Regions from separate parts of the Homo sapiens genome. Here region 1 is linked to region 2. A link is a loop called in an ENCODE intact Hi-C map of the cell type or tissue named here. Cell type or tissue: dorsolateral prefrontal cortex. All regions are shown on one strand. Each heading gives the region's core, and the rest is flanking DNA. Links, peaks and the distances in the headings are about the cores only. Region 1 holds the start of LOC107986397 (a long non-coding RNA gene). Region 2 has its middle 8.6 kb from the start of CLPTM1L.

The links. A loop is a pair of places that touch in the nucleus more often than their neighbours do. Peaks named below come from ENCODE experiments on the same cell type or tissue, not always from the same donor. Only the 100,000 strongest peaks of a DNase experiment are listed, where the experiment ranks them.
Region 1: it touches region 2 in a loop (8-fold over the local background); 2 of 110 quality-filtered maps call a loop at or near these places.

What each region holds. Positions count from the first base shown.
Region 1 is chr5:1,545,309-1,556,674 of GRCh38, reverse strand. It overlaps LOC107986397 (a long non-coding RNA gene), which reads right to left and starts at 8,265. Exons shown (of 2, transcript XR_007059102.1): 1 at 8,174-8,265; 2 at 720-6,328. It overlaps LOC124901161 (a long non-coding RNA gene), which reads left to right and starts at 8,276. Exons shown (of 4, transcript XR_007059099.1): 1 at 8,276-8,366; 2 at 9,710-9,916. RefSeq lists an enhancer at 6,286-6,786. In dorsolateral prefrontal cortex, for the core only: CTCF peaks have their summits at 3,470 and 3,671; DNase peaks (open chromatin) are centred at 1,954 and 3,684; H3K4me3 peaks cover 1,757 bases; H3K27ac peaks cover 1,236 bases; H3K27me3 peaks cover 4,078 bases.
Region 2 is chr5:1,347,053-1,360,352 of GRCh38, reverse strand. No RefSeq gene overlaps it. Among named protein-coding and RNA genes, the nearest start is that of CLPTM1L, 8.6 kb to the right of the region's middle. RefSeq lists enhancers at 986-1,541, 1,542-2,097, 2,098-2,653. In dorsolateral prefrontal cortex, for the core only: no CTCF peak of the experiment used is centred there; a DNase peak (open chromatin) is centred at 8,959; H3K27ac peaks cover 1,086 bases.

The sequences.
Region 1 (11,366 bases), core at 57-8,056, 200 kb before region 2:
CTCAGCAGCCAGCACTCCCATGGGGATTCCTGCAGGAGAAACCTGAGGGTAAGGGGCGAGGCGAGCAGGATAGGGCAGGACCAGGCGTCAGGAGGGGGTCCCTGTCAGCCAGTGACCCGCACCCCACTGCTGGCCCTGGGGAGGCCAGGGTGGCCATGGCACCCGCCACTGTCAGTCATTGGCTCTGGGCCACCCACAGTCTGTGCTCGTGACCTCCCAGGCATCTCCCAAAGAGGTACACAGCCTCCTCAACTCGGCAAAGGGGTACAGGCCCAGACAGGGCATCTGGGAGGCACGGCAGCACCTCCACAAGCCCTGTGGACAACGGTGGGCCCCATCTGGCACCGCCCACTCTGCACATGGCACTCAGGAGGCGCTCGGGGCACCTGTGTTCATGGAGCACAGAGCAAAATGGCACTTGCGCGCACGTGGGATTCATGCCCCAGCCCGCTGTCCTCAGCCAATGGGCAGCAAGCTGGAGATACACTCCTTCCTGGAGGCCTCGGGCCAGGGGCTCTGTCGCCAGGCTCTAGATCAGCACTGACCCCTTCCTGGATCATGACCCGGACATGGGGTGGACCTAGGGCCTCGGCTGGGGTTGGAGAGATGATAAGGGAGGCTGTGGCCTGCAAGGTGAGGCCCGCAGGGCTCAGCATTGATCTGGCCTCCCCTCAGATTGCTCCAGTGGCCTCTCTCAGCCTCAAGCTTCTCATCAGTAAAATGGTGCAGAAAACAGGGCTTCATGTCCTGGAGGGTGTGAATTCACCAGGGCCCTAAATCACCCAGACCCCTACTGTGTCCTTGCAGGGACATGGCACTCCTGCGTTTGCTTCATTCCATTAAAGAGAAAAAACACAGACACAGCCACTGGTTGTAGAGCTCGTGGTAAACAACCCACCGCCGGCGCCCCGCTCCACAGCCACCCCACAGCTGCCGTTCTGACGCGCGGCCGCCACTGTGCAGCTCTTTCTGCTGGACGTGGCATCTTCGCCTCCTCCGACATCTAAGAATCCTGGGCCAGCCCTGTGGTTCACCACAAGGAATGCCGTACATTGGGCAACTATGAGCCAGGAAACCACACTCAGAGGAGCTGGACACGGGACATCAAGGGCACTGCTGGCAGTTGAATGGTGTTTGCAGAGGGAGGCAGGGAGACGAGGGCAACCTTGACCCAAGCTCTTGCTCGGATAAACACTTAAGCAACGTTGTCAGGAAGGAATCCATGACTCGATGGTTCAGCAAATATTAGCTCAGCAGGTGGCATTCAGCTGCTGGGGGCAGAGACAGCATTGCATGCAGACACGGCTCCACTCAAGTTGGCCCGCCCTCGTGTGTGAGGAGGGCGCCCGGCCAGCCAGCACCCACCCTGGAGGCTCCCTTGGCAGGTGCAGTCCACCTGGCCCAGCTGCAGACAAGACCCGTGGCTTGGAGGTTCTGGGTGTGTCTCTGTCTCTGTGGGCTGAGGGACATCGTGGAGCCCATCCTCAGCCCCATGGGAGCCTGAGACACTCCCTCCTCACTGCTCACACCAGACCAGGTTCAGAAAGAGACATGAGGCACTGTGCGTTTTGCAGAGTCCACAGGATGAACACAAGGGTTTGGATCCCAGACGTGCCAAATGCCTAAAGGGTGCACTCATTAAAAAACAAAGCTTTGAAGCTGAGGATCATTTCTGCAATGTGGAATAATCCTTGTTTTTAGAAAAGTCAGTTTTCAATTCAATCTGTCTCATAATTGAAAATCTTTATGTAGTGAAGTATCTTGAAGTAAAACAAGCTGCTAACAAGCCACCATCACAACTTAATGAGCGCAGCACAGGGGCACTTCCCGGCACGCGCCTGCCCTCGGCCACACGGCTGGTTTCCACCAGGCTCCCCACATGTTGCCTTCAGGCTGAGCCTCGGAGGCACCCATGTTGGCCGTAGCCTTGTAGAACAGTTAAAATTCATAAATGCACTGGAGTTTTGGGGGACCAAGCCGCTCACCTTGCAGAGAAGGAAGATGAGGTGCTGAACACCCAATGCCTTGATCAAGGACATGCAGTGGCCCCAAACCAGGACCTGTCCCTTGCCCTCGGCTGCCCTGTGCCCTGGTCAGGTGTGGTCAGGCCTGTGGAGTTTCTGTTTGGTAAAGACCTTGCATCAGGCATGTCACCTCCAAGATGTCCCTCCCTTTTACCCTGCCTCTCATTACCAAGCTCAGACACAACTTTACCTGCTTCCAGACACCCAATTAAAACCCATCCACACGTAAAACCTCTTGGGCCATGAGGAGCAGGGTTACACCTGGGGGCACTGGATGTGGGGCATGGCTCTTCCTGTGCCCTGGGCCCCAGGTGCCCCCACAAAGCCCTTGGCTGCCCTTGGGTCCACCCCTCCTCACCCCCAGCACAGCAGTTTCCGGCACTGAGACTTGCGCTCTCACCTGCTGAGACTTTCGGAGCGTTCGTTTGAGCAGCACCTGTGGCCAGTAAGATCCTCGCGTTGAAAGGCCTCCCAGCCTCTGGAGGCCTCCTGGGAGCCGCTGTCCTCATAGGATGTGTCCCCCAGGGGGAAAGGCTCCCCACCCTGCCAGTTCCTCCACCAGCGGGACCAGCAGCACCCATCTGGTCCTCAGCCCGCTGGGCTTCAGATCCCTGCCAGCCCACAGGATTCTCCCAACACCCTGCCCCAAGCCCCACAGAGCCAGGGTCCCCTCACCCTGTGGGCGGCCACTGCAAAGCCATGCAGCCCCTGAGAGCCCACCCTGTCCCCGAGTGGAGTGGGCCGCCTTCCACCCGCACATCAGCACCTGTGACCGTGGCCTGCTGTCACTCTCAGCTGTCCAGGGTTGGGTGCTGGGCACTCAGGCATCTGGTGCCATTGAGGGCAGCGGGTCCCCCTCACCAATAGGGTAGAGAGGAAGGAGGTGATCAGAATAGCCCCTGTGGCTCAGCAGGCCCAGCTTGCAGGCCCACCAGAGCCTTGCAGGACCCCACTTCCCCCATCAATGGGCTGCAGAGGAAACTGCAGGGCTGGGCTTTTCTATCAGAGGACCATCCGGACATCTCAGATTACAGAGCCACAAAGACGGGGAGCTGGCGGGGCAACTCCCCAAAATCCAAAGGAGTGGGGGGCTCTAAGTCACGGCGGCTCTAAGTGGTGAGGGCTCTAGTGGTGGGAGCTCTAAGACTTGGGGTCTCCAAGTCGTGGGGGCTCTAAGTAGTGGGGGCTCTAGTGGTGGGGGCTCTAAGCCGTGGGGTCTCCAAGTCGTGGGGGCTCTAGTGGTGGGGGCTGTAAGTCGTGGGGGTCCTCAGGACCCTCTTTGGCAGAGGAGAGCCCACCTGGGCTAATGCTCACTGTCTGGAAACTAAAGACCAGCTCCGTGCACTTTAGGACGTGAAGAAAAGGCAGAGTGAAGGAGGCTCCTGAGCGTCCTGTAAACTCTTGGAAGTTCCTCCGGGTTCGGGGCGCCTCTTTCCCAAGCCAAGCCCAGCAGTGCTGTCTGCTCCCCCCACCCCTGGGCTGACCTAATGAAAGCCCGCTCTCTCCAGGCGCCCATCTGTGAGTCCGTCGCGGCAGGCCTCGGCGGGGCCCTCTCTGCTCAGAGCTCTTCTGGGTGGAACAGAGGCTTTTTGTTGCACGGGATTTCCAGGGCTGTGCTGGCTTCATGCACCGAGGGGCCTGCTCTATAGGCCACGGCCGCCGGGCCAGCGTCCAGCGGGAACACAAGGGAGCTGTGTGTCGCTGGGTCAGCATCGTGGCCCAGCCCGGCGGGAAAGTGGGGTGGCTGCTACTAAGGCTCTGGCTTGTTTGAATGAGGTTGCTTTTCCCAGAGTAGCTGAAGTGTCAGTCCACGCCGAGAGCTGGTTGCCTGCCAGCATCGTTGCCTTTAGATTTAAAATGAAAATATGACAGAGCCAGAAGCTGGGTAAACTGTTTTCCAACCCTCTCCTTTCACAAAGCCAAATGGAATAATTGAGATCAAATCCAACTCTTCAAAAATGCATTTGCCTGACAACTCTCCATGCCAAGTGTCGGCCTGAAATAATCCCTTCGCTGACGCTCTAAGCCCGGAGAAAGGCTGCCTGTCACAGGGGTGCTGACGCCGCCAGACACAACCGCGCCAATGAACTGAATCCTCACTCTGAAAGCGAAAGGGTTGGCTGCAAACTGAAGCTAAAACCAGATGCCCATCAATGCTGTTAGCAGTAAAATGACTGATGATTAGGCAAATGGTTTTACTTTGAAATGTAAAATGAATTGAAAAAAGCAATATTACAATAAAAATATAAAACCATAATTTGTCAAATAAAACAAAACTAAATGGGTAAAACTTAAAGTCATAATTGAACACTTGTGAAGTATCGTAGCATCTCACCCCTCTCAGTCCCTCTCCCGAGTCCCACCCAGCCTGGCGTGTGAGACCCTGAGGGTCCACCAGGTCACCCAGTTCCCTTTCTGTGCACCATGTCCCCAGGCTCAGCCACACAGGGTTTATCTGCTATTGCTCCTTCTTTCCAAGTGGTGTTTTCTCTGCCGTCTCTACTCCGTCTCTTACGAAGATCCAGAGCCCCCACTGAAAAGCGCTGCCTTCAAAGTCCCCCAGAACCCGTGTCTCTCCTCTCCGGTTGCACAACACAGTTACTGCAGGGCCTCTGAAGTGACCCCCATCCCACTGTCGGGCTTGGGCTGCGCGGTGATGCTGCCAACAGGAGCAGGTGCGGGCAGTCGTGGTCACGCATCCGGCTCGACTGAGTGTTCCGTATACTACTGTACAAAACTCTTATCACTCCTTCCACTTCATTTATCACTTTCCTTGCAGATGGGCATTTTCAGTTTCTCACAATTCCAAAACAAAAATTCTTCTCGAGTGTCAGTCCCTCCAGGGCATATTCCTGCAAGTGTTGTTCCTGAATCTCAGCCTCGCAGCTTCCCTCGCTGAAGATTTGCAAATTGCCTTCCTGAGTAGAGCCTCCAGTCTCTGTATTCAGTGTGACTGCCCAGCAGTCACGGGCTCTAGGCCTGGTCAGACCTGCTCCCTTCCTCAGTCGAGGGGAGAGAGGTGCATCCATCCCCAGCGGGGCACCCGCTGCAGCTCCGGTACCCCAGCCAGCTCCAGGCCGGGTGCCCATTGCAGCTTCGGTACCCCAGCCAGCTCCAGCACGGCAGGTGCCCTGTCTCCGTGGCCCGGTAGGTCTCCTCTCAGCGAGTCTCCTGTTCATGAGCTGTGCCTGTTTTTTGGTGTTTTGCTTTCCTACAGCTACGAGGAACTTCTTCAGTCTGTGGATGCCAATCCTTTTCCAATTTTATTCACTGTAACTACTATTTGGCCAGTTCACAGCTTTTATTTTCCATTGGTTTATGGTGACTTTAACAATGTTGCCTTGTTTCAATTTGCCAATGTTTTTCTCTATGCTTTTAGTTATTAAGAAATCCTTTTCTATCTCAGGCATTAAGAAAATCTCCTAGTTTTTAACTTTAAGATTACACTTTTTACATTTAGTCACTCCTTCTTTTGGGTTTTTATGAACTATGGAATATCAAATATGTATAACATAAAATTTGCCATTTTAGCTGTCTTTGAGTTACCCGTCAGTGGCATTCACGATGTTGTGCAACCATCACCGTTTCTATTTCCAAAGCTCCTTATCACCTGAACAGACTCATTCACTTTCTAACCCGATATTCAGTGGCACTGGCTGAGCATCTCCTAATGGCCGGGCCTTGCCCTCAGGGGGATTGCTGTCTAGCAGGGGAGGCAGACAGACAGGCACAGTGGGCACAGCAAACAAGTGAATGAGAGGGCCTGGGGCTGGGCAAGGGCAGCCTGGATGGCTTTGCAGAGGGAACCTTTGTTCCCCAGGGCAGTGACTGTGCTGCGTGTCCACCCCCAGCTGTGCTCCTCAGCCCCAGTTCTCATGATGTTTGTTCTCCTGGGTGTAGCGATGAGACTCCCGTTCCAGATGGTAAGGAAGAGGCACAAGACGGGGCCGTTGTGCAGACTTCTAAAGAAAGAACTCATGTTATTAAAACTGAGCTCATTGCCTCCACTGACATTTGCGGAGGGATGACCATGCCAGGTACCCACTGAGCCCTCGTCCCTGCCTGCACAGGGCCCATTTCTAGTGCGGACGGAAACAGCCTGATCCCAGGGAAAAGGCAGGGAGCCTACAGGGTGGGGTGGAGGCAGAGCTGGTCTTAGCAAGGACAGCGGGAGTCCACGAGCCTTGAGAACCTTCTGTAGGAGGGGCAGCCCGGGCAAAGGCCCTGGGGCAGGAGCAGAGCAGAGGTCAGAGGTCAAAGCTCCTCTTCAGGAACCGTCATTTTCTGTGTAGCTGCGTTCTCACCTGGGAAGAGGCACACTCAGGTTAAATGCAAGCCCAAGGCCATCTTGAGCCCAAGGGGACAGGATGACTGTTGCCGTAGGTAGGGGTGGAGGACGTGGGACAAAAAGGACAGGGTGCTGGTCACACTCCTGACAGCACTCAGGCCCAGGGGCAGAGGGAGAAAGCCACCCACATGCTCAGTGCCACACGCTGGGCAGGGGCTTCTGACATTCCCATGACCCCACGAAGCAGCTCTTATGCCCCATTTTCCAAATGAGAACACCAAGGACCCACAAAGTCAGCAGCCGGCCTATGGCCACGTGGCTGGAGAGCAGAGGTGCTGGCCTCAGGAAGGCAAGCCCACGGGTCCATGGCTGAGGCCGGCAGGCTCCATCAGCGCCCTGCCCTGCTGCCCTCAAAAACTGTCTCCTCCTGCCTCTGCAGAACACGCCCAGGGCTGTCACCCTTGAAAGCTGTGGGGACTCTAGGAGAAGGTGGCGGCTCCCTGTGATCCGCTCCCACTCTGGTCCACATTTCACAGGGCCTGGGCCTCAGATGACTTCAGGGGTTTTCTTTAAGAAAAATGGTACACAATCACAAATGCTAAATCGATATGAAATGGAAATGAGGAGAGATGGCGGCCGATGGCAGGTGCTTCAAAGCTACATCACCCGGGAGGAAGACTCTGCCTGCAGCTGTCACTGACCTGCCGAGACCTGGCACATCCCACGGCAGCCTGCGTTGGGGCTGAAAACATGTTACGTGCAGTGCAGCTTGAGAGGTGGACCAAAAGGAGAAATGGCCATTGCAAGGATGTTAAGAGTAAAAGTTTGCAAGTCTTCTGCTCACAGATTTTACCGAGTTCCTATCGTAAGGCAGGATTCAGTTCTAAGGAAGGAAGTTATTTCCGGATTCGTCTTCTGAAGAACGCCGGCCCCTCAGCATTAAAGTTGCCGTGTCTCTTTACACTTGGACTTTAAACAAATTAGATGACTCTTTGTTCCAACGGGCAGGCTGTCCGCTTGCGGGCTGCACCGGCCCACCTGTGCAGACAGCCCAACCGTCACTGGCCCACCCGTGCAGGCAGCCCCACCCGGCGTCCTCTCCCCACTGAGCCTGGCCCTGAAAAAGGACCCCTCGGACAGCAGGACAGGCCAGTCCCAGACATGTAAGCTTGCTCAGCAACCTTCTGGGGTGGACCTGTCCCATTTGCAAATGTGGGTTCCTGCACAAGGAGTCCCATTTTCAGATATTTCTCCTTTCTGCCTGCTCAAGGCAACCGTGGCTGCGGAAGACTCCAGGGCAGGATGGTCAGCAGCCTCCCTGCACGCTCAGCTGCTCCTGCTTTAGAAGAACCAGCCCCTCATCAGGATCCCGCCCGTTGGGAAGCCTGCACGGATTCTTCTGTATGCCCATGACACGGGCAGGGTCCGTGCTATAGAGCCCCTCCGCAGTTCTCCAGGGAGACACCTGTAGCCTGCAGTGAGGAGGGCTCTTGAGTGTCATCGCCTGAGGGCACTTTCTGAGAAACAGCGACAATGTAGAAAAACAGGCAACATTGTGCAACGTTTATCAGCCCCTCCGATCACACCTTTATCAACCCCTCCGATCGCGCTGTTTATCTGCCCCTCCGATTGCACCGTTTGGCCATGTGCATCGCTTTCCCACCGTTCTTCTTAAAAAAGGAAAAGAGAACATTTCCGTAGATCTTCTTGCCTGTTACAGATTGATTTGTTGTTGGCTGGTTTTATACATACACGCCTGGGTCCCTGGGGTCTCCGTTAGAGGATCCTGTGCCCCCAACCACCCCAGCTTATTTCCTAGGGTTACAGGTCAGTAAGGTAGTTGGGCCGTTTACCTACTCACTTTTTTCATGAATCTCTTTTGACAGCTACCAAAGAAGAGACAACATCCAGCAGCAGCCACTCCCGCAGGACTCCAGGGAACAAGGATGGAATGAGAATTGAGAAGCAGAGCTGAGCTGTGACTCAAGCACCGGGCTGGCTGCCACACAGCATCCCTGTGACACTCAGATGCCAGCTAACGTGTTCTAATAAAAGTAAGCATCGCTGGCCGGGTGCGGTGGCTCATGCCTGTAATCCCAGCACTTTGGGAGGCTGAGGTGGGTGGGTCACCTGAGGTCAGGAGTTCGAGACCAGCCTGACCAACATGGAGAAACCCCATCTCTACTAAAAATACAAAATTAGATGAGTGTTGTGGCATGCGCCTGTAATCCCAGCTACTAGGGAGGCTGAGGCAGGAGAATCGCTTGAACCCGGGAGGTGGAGGTTGCGGTGAGCTGAGATCGCCCCATTGCACTCCAGCCTGGGCAACAAGAGCGAAAGTCCATCTCAAAAAAAAAAAAAAAAAAGTAAGCATCACCTTGAAAGACATGATACCAACTGCTGAAACATTCTCTGAGTTCATGGTTAATAAGAAAAAGACAGCAGAACACCAGCGCACTTGGTTTCTGGAGAGCACCACTGTCAGGAGGCCGTGTTGACAAGGATGCTGGAGGAGTTCAGCCGCAAGCACCAAGCAGACTCCTGGATGAGAAGAAGCCACAGCTTCAAACCTGATGGGTGGTGAAGAGTACATTCCCTTTGCTGGCACAGTGAGGGAGAAAGACCAGAATTTTGTGTTTAGGTTAGAGGAGACCCACACTTAGGGAGCTAACGATGGCAGTGACTGTTGACTAAGAGCGTTCTACCACGATGCTCTTCCAATAGCCCTGAAGACAGGTCTTCTTATTCACCCCTTTCTATAGAGGAGACGCCAAGGCTTAGAAATGGAAATCCCTTTCCAAAGTTATCACAGTGGTAAAAATAGTACGGGGGTTTGAACCCAGGCCTTTCTAGCTGCAGAGTCCTGGTGCCTGCCCCACACCCTACGGTGTCACTGTCTCCCCAGAGACCCTGAAGGGCAAGGGTAGCCGCAGAGCAGAGTGGACAGCCTCCGGTTCTAGGGCCCGATGTGTGCACATTGATACATTAAAGTCCTGTCAGTGCGCAGATGTGCGAGGGATGTATGTCCGGAGAAACACATGTGCGCTCTGAGCAGTAACAAACCCAGACTGTCAAAATGAAGAACTGAGGACACATCGTTGCTGGGTCCATCTAATTCTGAATCAACTGTGAATATAGAAGAAATAATTTGCTCAAAGAGAAGGTGTTGACTTGTCCAAGACGCAACATGCTGTCTCTTCCTCTAGAAATCAGAAATATTCAAACCCAGAGTTCTACTGAAATACCCTAAATTGGCAGTGCTTTTTTGTGGTAATTTAATCAGTAGCTGAAGCTGAAATTCCCAGCTTTTCACAAAACGCAGTTTGCAATCTAAGATCCAACACTGTAAAAAGTGTGGCTGGTTCTTCACCCCCATAAAATAATCAATGTTTTCCAGCTAACCAGTCACATCGGTCAAACCCTACCTTGATCCGGTGATGGGCCCCTGCCCACCCCAAAATTTCCCGCGTGTTCATGAAAGACGACTAACTCCAGAACGGAACATGACGCACGTGCCGAGACATCAGCATTGAGTAAGCACCCGCTGTGGGCCAGGCCCGGTCTCAGGACAGCTGCGCGCCCTCCAGACTCCACGGTCCTACAGGTAAGTTCCACCTCGCCCCTGCTTTGCAGAGGATGGAAGGTGAGGCAGAAAAGCCGAGTCACTTCCCAAGATCACAGGGCAGAGCCCAGAGCCCTGTCACTCCCTGTGTCACTGCCTTCCTGGGTCACGACGAGTAACTTCCTGAACACAAGGGCCTGACTTGCTGCATTTGTCCCAGCTTAGGGATCATGTTGGCTGCAAATGGGTGTCTAAGACAACCCTTTAAATGTGAACATGGAGAAAAGGAGAATTGCTAAACACATTGCTGGAAAACATCGCCCATATAAACGTCTGTCTAAAAGAGCAACTTAGCCAGAGCAAAATCGTCTGCTAAATCAAAGGCGACTGGCACAACTAAATGGTGTAGAAGCAAATATTTCATTTTCAGCTTAAAGAATATCACTGCAAAAAATATGTTCATTCTGGGTTATCAATGCGTTTTCTAAATGAAGATGACTCTGAAAACATACTGATAAAGTTAAATACATGCCGTTTCAATCCCAACTGACACAAACACTCCAAGGAGTCAAGGACTGCAAACCAATTATGTTTGCAAAATCCTGGCTCAAATGTCCTCCCTCAAACACAAATGTTAATGTCTTACTCAGTATACTAAGAAATATGTCCTCTCTGTTGAGTCTTTAAAATCAAGTGGCTTATGAAATAAACCTCCCATCCAATAAGAGCTCTTGGCCTCATCAACTCATATTGAAAATATGCACAAGGGTTCTGTTCTGACAATCATCTCACTGTCGAAGGGTCAAATCAGGTGATTCTCAGCGTCTGTTACCAGAGACCAGGTGCTTCCACTCAAGATGACTTCCCGGTTTGCTCAAGCAAGAACCACTTAATGAGCAAATGAGCAAACCCTCTGGGCTGCTCCAGCTTAGGTGAGAGTGCACATGTGGGGTGACATAGCTGTGTGCAGAGGAACAGGTGTGCGTGCAGGTGTGAGTGCAGGTGCAGGTGTGTGTATAGATGCAGGTGTGTGTAGGTATGTGTGCAGGTGTGTGCAGAGGTACAGGTGTGCGTGCAGGTGTGAGTGCAGGTGTGGGTGTGTGTACACAGGGGAAAGTGTATAGATGCAGGTGTGTGTGTAGGTATGTGTGCAGGTGTGTGCAGAGGTACAGATGTGCATGCAGGTGGTGTGCAGAGGTACAGGTGTGCATGCAGGTGTGAGTGCAGGTGCAGGTGTGTGTACACACGGGAAAGTGTGTATAGATGCAGGTGTGTGTAGGTATGTGTGCAGGTGTGTGCACAGGTACAGGTGTGTGTGCAGGTGTGAGTGCACAGGGGCAAGTATGTATATAGCTCTAGGTGTGTGTGCACAGGGACGTGTATGTATAGGTGCAGGTGTGTGCAGGTGTGTGCAGAAGTTTGTGTGCAGATGTGTGTGCAAGTGCAGTTGTGTGCTCACTGGGGCAAATTTGTATATAGGTGCAGGTGCATG
Region 2 (13,300 bases), core at 4,892-12,891:
TGGGATTACAGGCATGAGCCACCGTGCCCGGCCTAGCTTTTTCTTTTTCCACAGTTTCTCAACTTATTTTTTAGTTGCTATTTTATGTCATTCTAAGTAAAGAAATTCTGAAAATTAGAATCATTAGCATGGATCTGCCATTCATATATTGTCTAGTTTTATTTTTTTTACTTTAAATTTTATAAGAAATGAGTTTTAAGAAATGATGAATATAAGATAAATCAAAACCACAGTGAGTTATTAAACCCATTTTCTGTATTCAAACACTAAAATTCCGAAGGTGGAATATCATCCAGTGTGAGACATCATAGCCCGGCCCGTATGTACGCAGCACACAGAGCTGTGCCCGCGCTCATCTGTGAATTGCTCATTTACATGTCACTGATACAAAACCTGCAAGGGAACTTCTCAGTTCTCCTCTTCCCAATACATCGTCACCTATTTTTAAGGAACTTCAGGGATATGAAGAAAATACATTGAAGTGGGCTTCTGCTAAGGGCTCTCCGTGTTTTGCTCTGACGGATTACACACTACATCTTGAGAAAAACTTGCAGCTCATTTCCAGCTAAGACGGCAGAAAACTCTAGATTTTTGCCAATGTGACATTGTCCGGTTTTAAATGCAAAAAAGAAAGCATGGAACTCATCCGGAAGGTGAAATCTCAGTTTCTGTTTCACAGTTCGCACATGCACCTGTCCTCAGGGACCCCCAGAAAGGAGGAGAGGTCCCACAAAACCAGCACAGTGGCTGCTTTTATGCCACCTCCCAGTCACCACGTTCCATCAGCACCGCACCTTCCACAGGACCGCCTGAGGAGGAAGGACGGGGGCCCGGTCGCTGGCGTTTCCTCCCACTGGAAGCTGCTCGGCTTGAAGGGAAGGCGAGGCTGGGGCTGCAGCTCCTCACCCCGTCCTGGCTGCGACCAGCCCTGTGGTCGCCGTGAGCCTTGCTTATGTGCTCTGTTCAGGTTCTGAGCGGCGATGGGCTCGGAGGGCGCCCGTGGCTTGCTCTTGCAGGGGCTCCATGCCCATCCTATCTTGCTTGAAAAACATAAGCTTAGTGATAAAATTGGTAAGAATTTCAAGACGGCGACCCTGGAGCCGTGAACCCGAAGTGACCCTTACCCTCCCCAGGCACAGCGGGGCACCCGGGGGCAGGCAGGGTGGTCCTGGAGGCCATTCTGGGAGGGGCCAGTGCCTCGGCCTTGATGCCCATGCTATCCCCTCTCCACGCGTCCTCACCTATCCCCGAGAGCTGAGCGACCGCCAGGAGCCAGCCTGCACCCCTGCCACAAGGCCTGGCCCTGCTCCTGGCACTGCGGGCTGGAGTTGCCCATGGGGCTGCTCAGTGCACAGCTCCTGCACCACGCGGGCATGGGTCCTCGTCCCCATGGGAGGGCGGTGCTGATGCCCAGTTCATGCCCCGGCCTGTGCAGATGCAGGGCACAGCCCAGCTCCTGCATGGGGTGCTGGGTCCCCTACGTGTGACCCCGTGGTTGGGGGCTTGCAGCCCTTCCTGCCACCTGCTGGCCTCTCCACGGCCACGTGCTTCCTTCCCACTCCCTGGGTGGCACAGGTGTGGCGTGGCCTGTGTCCTCCAATGTCAGGGGGCACATGCACAGCCCCCAAGGGTGGCTCCCAGCCTTGCTCTCCCACCCTCTTCCCCCTCAGGTGGGGCTGGGAGTCTCAGGACAACAACATCTCCTCCCCATGGCCCTCCTCGTCGGCACCACCGGGCCCTTGCACACACTTGCCAGGGTGGGCCGAGCAGGCAGTTCAGTGGGTGGTCCTGAGCCCTGGCCCCAGCCCAGGCATCTGGCAAAACCCTTCCTGGCCTCGGCTCCTCATCTGTGCAGTGGGCATGACCATCGCTCCACCTCGGGCAGTCGTGGGCATGGAACTGAGTTAATCCACCAGCGGGGCTCAGGATGGCACCCACTTAGGTCCATTGGTTTCTTTTACATCATCTGACGCCGTCTCTTGTCAAGCGCTTGGGCCACATCTCTGTGACATGGGGCTTCCTGCCACTGGCATGCACCTAGGAGCACTTCAGGCCCTGTCTGCACCCGCACCCCATGTCCCAGGAGCCCAGGGTCCCCCAGTAGCCTGGTCCGCTTGGCCCACAGGGGAGCTGCCTTGCTCTGGGAGGGCTCTGTGTCCCGCTTTGTAATCGTACATCACAGCTGTCACCATTGCAGTGGTCAAGGGGGCAGTGACAGCAACAGTCAGGCCAGGGGCTGAACTCCGGGCACCCGTCGGCACAGAGCGAGGGGAAGCTGGATGAAGCAGCGGGCGCGGCCGTGGGGAACCGACTTCTTCTGCCAGGAAAAGGGCTATTTCCATAAGCTGCTGGCTGTCAAAAGGCATTTAGCTCCCCCTGTGTTCCAGAGAACATAATCTATTATTTGTTCAAAAGTAGGTTTCCTGAGGTAACTACAAAACCCCCAATATTGATGCTAAGTCACATGGAGAGCTGTGGGAGGCTGGCCTGGCTTTTTGTAAGATAATAGCAGGGCTTGTGTGCTCTCTGCTGAAACCTGCCATCCCATCCATTTCCTCCTGGGAAACTGGGCCATCGATGAGGGTGACAGCCCTGCCAGCCAGCGACATCCTCCTATGCTCAGTGCCCAGGCAGCACGGTCAAAGGATGAAAATATGAGTGCTGGAGAGCCCTCTCCTCCCCGCAGTGCCTGCCACCCATCCCTTCCTCCTTCAGACACTGGCCCCCAGTAAGGACAAGAGCAGCACGATGCCCCTCCCTACAGCCATGCCCAGGTGGGGACCCCGTGGGCGGAGTCCAAGTCCTCCCTCTTCCCGCCTCCCTCCGATCACTTCCGGCCCTCATTACCCCCTTGACCCTCATTCCCATGAAGCTCACAAGGGCAGAGCCTGTGCTGACCCTTGGGGAAGACTCGAAGTGAGATTGGAGGGCTGTGGAGGACAATGGGCTGTGATGGGTGGGACTGTGCCTGCCTCCAAGTTTAAATGTTCAAGTCCTGACCCCCAGGACCTCAGAATGTGACGGTATTTGGAGATGGGGTCTTTACAGAAAGGATTTCAGTTAAATGAGATCAAGAGGGTGGGCCCGTTGTGACTGGTGTCCTTGTAAGAACAGGAGATCAGGAGGCGGACACGCAGAGAGGGGCGACCCGGTGAGGACTCAGGGAGAAGACGGTGTCTGGAAGCCAAGGAGAGGCCTCAGGAGGAAGTAGCCCTGCCACACCTGGATCTGGGACCGCCAGCCTCATGGACTGTACTTTGAGCAATAAATGTCCTGTCTAAGCCCCAGCCTGCGGTCGTCAGAGGCGCTGGAACCAGAGCGACTCCACCTCGAGTGAGGGCTGGAAAACGAGGCTAGGACTTGCTAGGCTCCACTCCCAGAGAGTCGGGCATTCCCAGCCTCTAGACGTTTAGAGATAAAGGAACAAATAAATAATGTTTACTAAACAGACCCAGACTTGGGAGTCCAGATACCCCGATATCCAGAGAACAAAGGCATTCCTAATTTTGCCTTAAAGATAAATGATATTGATTCTTGCAAAATATACTAATTAAGAAAATTAATTCTTTATCATCAACGCTCGTAGCAGAGCACATCTCCCCGTATACACCAGGATTGTACCCCAGGTGGGCGCCTTTCTCCTCTTAGTTTCGGGAATGCCCTGCTCTGTCTGTGGAGCAGCCGTCCTTTCGCCACTTTACTCTCTTAATAAACTCACTTCCACATGGGACTGCGGACTCCCCCTGAATTCTATCTTGTGCGAGATCCAAGAACCCTCTCTTGGGTTCTGGATCAGGACCGCTTTGCTGTAACACGGTGCTGCTCCGTGGCCACGTGAGCCGACGGATGCAGAGACCGACGGCGGGCTCTTCGTTACCCTGGCCCGCCCAGGCTCCCACGGCCCCCAGCCCTTCTGTTCTCGTGCTCTGATGGTGGCGCCGTGTGGCCTGCCCTGCGCGCTAGGCACTGCTCAGCTGCTCTGTGGGTGGGTCGTGGGCACTTGCTGACACTCTACAGGGAGGGGCCTTCCTGGAGTCATGAGACAGGACACTGAGAGCAGCCGCCTTGTCTGGAGACTGAGTCCCGTGTCAGGGACAAGCAGTGACTGCCTCCCTGACCTCTGCTTCCTCCACGCTGGCAACAAAGGCGGGAAGCAGGAGGCCGGCCTGACACCAAGAAGCAGATGGCAGGGGCCATGTTTCATCCCAATGCCCAGGAGCTGTTCCTGCGAATTCTGCTTGTACGTAGGTGATGCCCAAACTGCATTGTCCACACTTCCCCAAGCCTACAAATTCACTTCGTAGGATTTTATTTTTACTGAATGAATCCTACAGGGCTTGTCTCCCAAGTGCTGAGATGAACAGATGGTGGTTGCTGTCATCCCTGGAGCTCACACATCCCCCAAGGGCACCACAGCTCCTGCTGTAAATAAGCCCGTTGTTTTCTTTTTTCTTTTTTTTTTTGAGATGGAGTCTCTCTCTCTCTTGCCCAGGCTGGAGTGCAGTGGCACGATCTCGGCTCACTGCAACTTCCACATTCCAGGTTCAGGCAATTCTCCTGCCTCAGTCTCCTGAGTAGCTGGGATTACAGGCGCCTACCATCACGCCCGGCTAATTTTTTGTATTTTTAGTAGAGACGGGGTTTCACCATGCTGGCCAGGCTGGTCTTGAACTCCTGACCTCAGGTGTTACACCCGCCTTGGCCTCCTAAAGTGCTGGGATTACAGGTATGAGCCACCACACCAAGCCAAGCCTGTTAGTTTTCATGATCCGAGAATTAGAAATGAAAACACTGAGTTACAACATCTCTCCTAACAGGTTGGCAAAACTCCACAAGGTCACCAGCACACCTTGATGGGGAGGCTGCAGGGAAACACACAACCTCATGCTTTGCTGCTGGGATGCAAACAGCACAGCCCCTGCGGGAAGAAGCTCAGAGATGCCCGGAAAGACCTGTGTGCATTCACAACTGCATCCTTCAATTCCACTTCTAAGCAGCTACCTTAAAGTCACAAAATATCAGAAAATGGATGTTCAAGGTCATTCAACGTAACCCTGCTTTTAATACCTACAGACTTTTTTTTTAACCAAAGGATATATCCTGGCAAAATATATTATGTATATATATAACTAAATGGAACCTCTGAGATGAAAAATACCTTTGAAATGAAAAATTCATAATATGAGCTTAGCAGCAGTTTGAAAACTGCAGAAAAATACCAGTGAACTTGAATACAAGCATTAGAAAGTATTCAAACCTAAGCACGGAGACGGGAGAAAAGTTTCAACATAAACAGAACCTCACTGACATTGAAACAGCATCAAGCAGCTCATATACATATAACTGGAGTCCCAAAAGGAAGAGGCAGGCAGAGAAATATTTGAAGAAACCTTCACTGCAACATTTTCAGACTTGAATCTCACAGATTGATAAGCTCAGTAAGCCCCAAGCAGGACAGACAAGGCAAAAGCGCCAGACAAATACACACAAAACACAAAGAAACACAGAAGAACAGCTGCCAATCTGTCATCAGAAGCAATGCAAGTCAGAAGACAGTGGACTGAACGATGTGATTTAACATGACAGAAGAAAAAGTGCCCATCAACCTAGAGAATTAGTGAAAATATCTTTCAAAAAACGAGGGCAAATTAAGGATATTTCCATACAAATGACAATTGGTAGAATCCATTTTCAGTAGATCTGCATAACACAAAATGCTAAAGGAAGTTATTGAGGCTAAAGGGTATATATCAGCTGTATTTCACGTGACAGTGAAATGTATGACAATAAAGAAAGGAATAGAACAGAAATGGAACGTTACTGTTTAAAGTCATTAAAATCCACATGAAGGGTTATAATATCTGGAAGTAGACTAGCTTAAGTTTAAGCTGCAAATTGACAATTGTAGAAAAAAACACTGAACAAGTAAAGCAAAAAGATCTAGCTGAAAAGCCAATAAGAAGACATATTTGAATCCAAAAAAGATAAATTTATAATTCTAAAAGCAGGAAGAAAAAAGAGGAAAAAGAACAAAGAATGAATAGGACAAATAAGAAAACATTGATAATTAAATTTAAATGATGTAACACTCTAATTAAATGGCAGAGATTGTTGATTGAAATACAGAACTAACTCTAAGCCGCCTACAAGAAACCCGTTTTAAATATAAATACACAGATAGGTTAAGGCCAAGCATGGTGGCTCATGCCTGTAATCTCAGCACTTTGGGAGGCTGAGGTGGGAGGATTGCTTGAGTCCAGGAGTTCAAGACCAGCCTGGGAAACAGGGTGGAACTCCATCTCTATAAGAAATACAAATATTGCCTGGGTGTGGTGGTGAACCCCTGTGGTCCCAGCTACTTGGGAGGCTGAGGTGGGAGGATTGCTTGAGCCTGGGAGGGTGACGCTGCAGTGAGCCAAGATGGCACCACTGCACTCCAGTCCAGCCTGGGTGATAGAGCAAAACCCTGTCTCAAAATTTTACTTAAAAAAAAGAAAATAGGCTGGGCGTGGTGGCTCACACCTATAATCCCAGCACTTTGGGAGGCCAAGGCAGGTGGATCACCTGAGGTCAGGAGTTCGAGACCACCCTGGCCAACATGGTGAAAACCTGACTTTACTAAAACTACAAAATTAGCTGGGCATGGTGGCAGGTGCCTATAATCCCAGCTACTCGGGAGGCTGAGGCAGGAGAATCACTTGAACCTAAGAGGCACAGGTTGCAGTGAGAGTTAGATAGTGCCATTGCACTCCAGCCTGGGTGACAAGAGCAAAACTCCATCTCAAAAAAAAATGTGTAGATAGACAGATAGATACATATGTATATTTAAAACACAGGTAGGTTAAAAGTTAAAGGAGAGAAAAGGGCATGCCAGGGAAGCGCTGTCAAAAGAAAGCTGAAGTAGTTATGTTGACACGACACAAAGCAGATGTCAGAACAAAGAACATCACCAGGGATAAACAAAGACAACAGGGTCAAGACATCAAGAGGACACAATGACCCCAAATGAGTATGCTCCTACTAACAGAAATTCAAAACACATACAGCAAAATTCAAAAACTCTTATCACTGAAACATGATTACGTTGGGTGTAGTAAAAATGTTCAACTTTTCTCTTTGAAAGTCACCAGAAGGAGAGTGGTGTTGGCAACAGGGCTGACTAGAACTGTCTGGCGCTCATCCCCTCCTCCCCACAAAGAAGGATCAAGGCAACAAGTTGACAGTGACAATTTGACTGGAGCGTCGAAGGCAGAGTGCTGGACTGCAGCAGAGGCCGGAGACACCCCTGTGGTGCTCGGAAGCCCAGGTGGCGTCTGCTGCCCAGTCTTCCTCACCCACCAGTTTGACCTAGAAGCAAAGAGGGACTTCCAGTGGCAAGGAAAAGGTAAGCAGATCTCCACCAGCTGCCACTGCTACAGCAAATGCTGGCAGTCCTTGCTGCAGGAGAACCCACAGTCCTTGCAAGCCCTGAGCCCAGTTGGGAGCACTGCAGGGAATTCTCACAGCAGTGTTCCCCCGATTAGGAGCAAAAGGTGTGCACCTCCCACCCCACACCCATGCCATGAGCCAAGCTGCTATTGCATCTGGAGGGGCTCTGCCCTGGGGCCAGTAGCACCTGCACCTCTCCAGCACTGGGGCTCCACTTTCATGCCACCAAGCCCACATGGGCAGCTGAACACCACAACCCCAGCTGCATAGAGCTTGGGCCCAGGCTTAGCTGTGACTCTGGTCCTGCACAGCAGGGAAACCCATCCCCACCGCAGCTCTTCCAGCTGTCTGCTCCTCCCACCTGCAGCAAACCCACCCTTGAGCCAAACAGCTGCAGGTCTCCCCACATAGGCCCCACCAGCCTCCAAGCAACTGACAGCAGGAGCTCAGGGCCTGAAAATCAGCCCCACGGCACCCCCACCTGCAGGTACGCCCCTGGCCTGCCCAATGGCTCTGTGCCTCCAATAAGGGCCTAAGAAAAAGTCCCACAGGCTGCCCCTGGCAATATACAAAAATCAGTAGCATTTCTATACACAAACAAAAACCTAGCTGAAAAAGAGATCAAGAAGGCAATCCTATTTCCAATAGCAACAAATAATATAAAATACCTAGGGATAAATTTAACAAAAGAGGTGAAAGACCTCTACAAGGAAAACTACAAAAAACTGACGCAAGAAACTGAAGAGGATATGAACAAATGAGAAGACATCTCATGCTCAAGGATTGGAAGAACTAATATTGTTAAAACGACTGTGCTACCCAAGGTAATCTACACATTTAAGGCAATGCCTATCAAAATACCAATGGCATTCTTTTTAGAAAAAGAAATAATATTAAAATTTGTATGGAACCACAAAAGACCCCAAACAGCCAAAGCCATCCTGAACAAAAAGAACAAAGCTGGAGGCATCACACTCCCAGACTCAAAATACACTACAAAGCTACAGTAACCAAAACAGCATGGAACTGGCATAAAAACAGACACACAGACCAATGGAACAGAACAGAGGGCCCAGAAATTAATCCGCTTTCTACAGCCGACTGATTTCCAACAAAGGTGCTAAGCACACTCACTGTGGAAAGGACAGATTCTTCAATAAATGGTGCTGGGCAGTGGCTTACACCTATTACAGCTACTTGAGAGGTGGGAGGATTGCTTGTGCCCAGGAGTTCAAGACCAGCCTGGGCAACACAGCAAGACCCCGTCTCTACAAAAAGTTTAAAAATTAGCCAAGTGTAGTGGTGTGTGCCTGTAGTTTCAGTTACTTGGGAGGCTGAGGTGGGAGGATTGCCCGAGCTCAGGAGTTTGAGGCTGCAGTGAGCTATGAGCCACTGCCCTCCAGCCTGGATGACGGTGCGAGACCCTGTCTCTAAAAAAAAATTTCTACTCTAGTGCTTACAGCAGACCAATTCATAGTGACTGAAAATGGGGACATCCTACCGCCTATCGACTGCCCATCAGCATCTGGGTGGCTAGCCCAGCTGTGGTGCATTCACACCAAGGAATGCCACTTGGCAATTAAAAGGAACTACTGTTATGTGGAACAATGATGAGTTTCACAAACACTGTGCCAAGTAAAAGAAGCCAGATACAAAAGACTGAGTGATTCCATCCATGTAAATTTCTAGAACAGATGCATCCACAATGACAGAAAACAGTCTGGCTGCAAAGGGGCAAGAAGGAAGTTTTGGTTTTTGTTTGGAGTCAGGGTCTGACTGTCACCCAGGCTGGAGTGCAGTGGTGAGATTGTGGCTTACTGCAGCCTCCACCTCCCAGGCTCAAGCAATCCTCTTACCTCAGCCTCCCAAGTAGCTGGGATCACAGGCATGTACCACCATGCCCAGCTAATTTCTTCTATTTTTGTAGAGATGGGGCATCACTATGTTGCCCAGGCTGGTCTTGAACTCCTGGGCTCAAGTAATCCTCTCGCCTTGACCTCCCAAAGTGCTGGGATTACAGGCATGAGCTACAGCACCTGGCTGTTTTTAAGTAATGGAAATGTTCTATATCTCCGTTGTAACAGGATTTGCATGGGTGAAGACATTTGTCAAAACTCATAGAATTGCACACTTAGAATGGGTTTTCTTTATATAAATTATTCATCAGAAAATTAAAAGGGAAAAAAGGCTAGGGGTAACAACAAAAATACCCTTTTAGATGAATATAAAATAATCCTTAGAGAACCATCGTCTCCTTATCCTTGGCAAGCATCCCCTCAGGGAGAGCTGCTGTTCTCTTTCCACCCCTCTGATGTCAGCCCCAGTTCCTGGGAGCCCAGATCCACAGCGTTGTCAGCCTAAGAGAGAGGTTCTCTAGAAGAATAGATGTTAGCTTGAGAACAGAACATTACAAGGAGAGTACACACGCCATAGTAAACCATATGCCTATTCAGGGAGGTCAAGGAAGACAAAGGTCTTTAAAGGAAAAGCGAGCAGGATCACAGTGGTTTTGAGATAATTCTCCTTGGCTACAAACATCAATAACAAAGGTCATTCCAGTCTGAGGTTGGACAGGCAATTGCTGGGCAGTTGTCCTTGCAGAAATATTTTTTGTGTAAGGGTGTGATGGCCTCTGTGCCGGGCTGTGGTTTTTGTAGTCCTTTCTGGTATCAGGCATGCAAGCATAAGTGTCCTCTCTTCGTGGCCTTCCCCACCAACTCTTTGTCAGGGCTTTCTTAACATTAGTGACTCCATTTTGATTCTGACAACTTTCACAGCATGTATTTAGAGCAGCCGCTAGGTGTTCATCCACAGAGGTGGCCGTGAGCAGTTCCTGGGATCATAACAAGAGTCCATTCTGCTTGGGGCTTACCACAAATGAAGTAAAGACAGGCCCTTGGGGAAAGGTTGGGCAGACTGAGCCCCACATGAGCGGGGCAGGAGATGGGCCCGCGCCCCAACAGAAATGTCAGGTGATCATCAGGTGATGGTCAAGCTGTTGTTAAACTGTCTAAAATAATTATTGGTTGCAGCTGGTGCCAGAGAAAGGCAGGCTCCCAATAGATAGAAAACACCTAAAGCTGATGATGAGCCACTTCCCGATAAGATCCCAGGAGTTGGCACAGGTGGGAATTGAACAATGAGAACACTTGGACACAGTGCGGGCAACATCACACACCAGGGCCTGTCGTGGGGTGGGAAGGATAGCATTAGGAGAAATACCTAATGTAAATGACGAGTTAATGGATGCAGCAAACCAACATGGCACATGCATACCTATGTAACAAACCTGCACGTTGTGTACATGTACCCTAGAACTTAAATTAAAAAATTTAAAAAAAATCTCAGGAGTTGGTGAGTGAGGTCAAGCATGCACACTACGAGGCAAAGTGGCAAAGTTTAACCAGCGTGTGACCTTCCCCTAGGAACTGGTAAGGGAAGACTGCCTCAAGAGGGCACCGCACAACTCCAGTAAGCACACTGTGCACGCGGCCCTCCCAAGTGTCGGCAGGCCACTGCGCATGCGGACAGCCCACCCCAAGGGAAGAATCAGGGGAGAAGGGACGCAGCCCCCAGAAGCATGCCAAGATATAAACCCCAAGTCAAAGGTCAAAACCGTGTACTTGCTCTCTCAAGATGCCCACCTGGCCCTCCTCCAAGTGTACTTTATTTCCTTTCGTTCCTGCTCTAACACTTTTTTAATAAACTTTCACTCTTGCTCTGAAACTTACCTCAGTCTCTGACCCTGCCTTGTGCCCCCTGGATGAATTATTTCCTCTGAGGAGGCAAAAGCTAAGTTGCTGCAGACTTATATGGATTTGCTGCTGCTGACACCAGGAGGTGGCGTTCTGGGCTCCCTGTGGCCCTGGAGAGTAGCAGCCTCCCCTCTTTCTCCAGGAGCCCACCCCCCCCACTAGGAAAGGGCAGCAGGCACTCAGCTCGTTACAGCCCATGCCATCGATACCTGTGTGTGCATGAGCCCCAGTCTCACCCAGGGCCCTAGGAATGAGCCACGGCCTCCCTCTGGCACGAACGGTTAGCCTTTGGGAAACCCTCAACAGATGCCCACATTCAACTGGCAAGATTCTCAAACACCGGCCCACAAGCCAGCACCTGGAGGGCTGCTCATGCACATGGTGGCACTTATCAATAACTTTTCAGTGATGGAAAAATCTTATCAATAACTTTTCGATGATGGAAAGATGTTCTTGGGTGGGCTAGGAAGTCCTGTAAGAGCTGTGTCCTTGCAAGAGGAGAGCCAGCAGCCAGGCACGGTGTGACACCTTGGGCCTAGATGTCCCTGCCCCTGACCTGCTAGAAAGCTGACTGGTCTGCCACAGAACGCTTCTGCTTTGCCTCCAGGAAAAGGCCTTGTTATCTGCGAACTCCCAGAGGCACCCATCGCAGGATACCCAGCTTTGCCTGAGGGCTCTTGTCCCTGCTTTCCTATAAATATCTGCACCTGGGACAGAATTTAATCCAGATCAAAACTCAGTCTGAGACTTGCTTTCCTAGAACTACAACCCCAGGGGCAGGTAGCGTGGGCAGAGACAGAGTCCCACCTCGCCCTGCCGACACAACATCTGTTGAATGAGACCAAATGTGGGTTTGTGGCCCTTCATCCATAAATCCTGCAGATGTGCCAGGCCCGGTGGCTCACGCCTGTAATCCCAGCACTTTGGGAGGCCGAGGCGGGCGGATCACAAGGTCAGGAGATCGAGACCATCCTGGCTAACACGGTGAAACCCCGTCTCTACTAAAAATACAAAAAATTAGCTGGGCGTCGTGGCGGGCGCCTGTGGTCCCAGTTACTCTGGAGGCTGAGGCACGAGAATGGCGTGAACCCAGGAGGCGGAGCTTGCAGCGAGCTGAGATCGCACCACTCCACTCCAGCCTGGGCAACAGAGCGAGACTCTGTCTCAAAAAAAAAAAAAAAAAAAAAAAAATCCTGCAGATGTTAGAATGCGCGGAAGAGAGAGAAACCCAAAGTGTGAATGAATACAGAGAGGCAGGAGATCCAACACCTTCCTCCCCAGGAAAGCCCGGGCACGAGGTCCCCGAGCTGAGCTGAGCCTGGGGGCTGGCTCCAGTCTCAGGACCGCCCACAGCCCTCACAGCAGGGTGTGTCCACATTCAGATGCCCTCCTCTCTCCCTCCATCCCCCTCCCAAGGCTGCATCGGCAGCTGTGGCCTCATAGGGAGAGGTGTGGTTTGGGGGTGATTTCCTATTTCCTTCGTGTCTGACCACTGCCCGAGGGCCTCACAAAGGAACCGAATCTTTTGGAGCCTGCATTTCCTGTCATCCTGAGTGGCCTTTGGAGTCCTCAATGTATAAGGACAGCAAGGGCCAGCTGTTCATGTTAGCTTTCTGGAACATTCCAGGCACTCCATGTACTAACAGGTTCCTTGCCAGAGGGCCCTCAAATGATGGAATTGATAAAAGCATTATAAAATGTTGATAAATTCTCTAACCATAGACGTGGAGCTCAGTGAGTACGAATGCAAGATGTGACTCCCCCAGGCCTAGAAAGAAAGCCTTAGCTTCAGAGACGTGGGTAACCTTGGCTCTCTACGGGAGTGAGGCCAACAAGGCCAGCAGAACAGGGTCAAGCAGCTCCTGTTGCCCAAGCAGCCACAGCCGCCTGGCCTTCACTGCATCCAGCTGTGCAGTGGCAGAGAGGATGCTGCGTGGGGACAGCAGGAGGAGAGGCCTTCAAGACCCAGGCCAGCTAAGCCTGGGGAGATAGAAGCAGCCACCACGCTGGGGGAGTGTGGACGCAGGAGTTTGAGGAGTTCTGCGGGGTGCTGAATGGGGTCCTCCTCTGGCGCTTTCTTGAGGGAGTTCTGCAATGATCCACATTCTTTCCAGGGA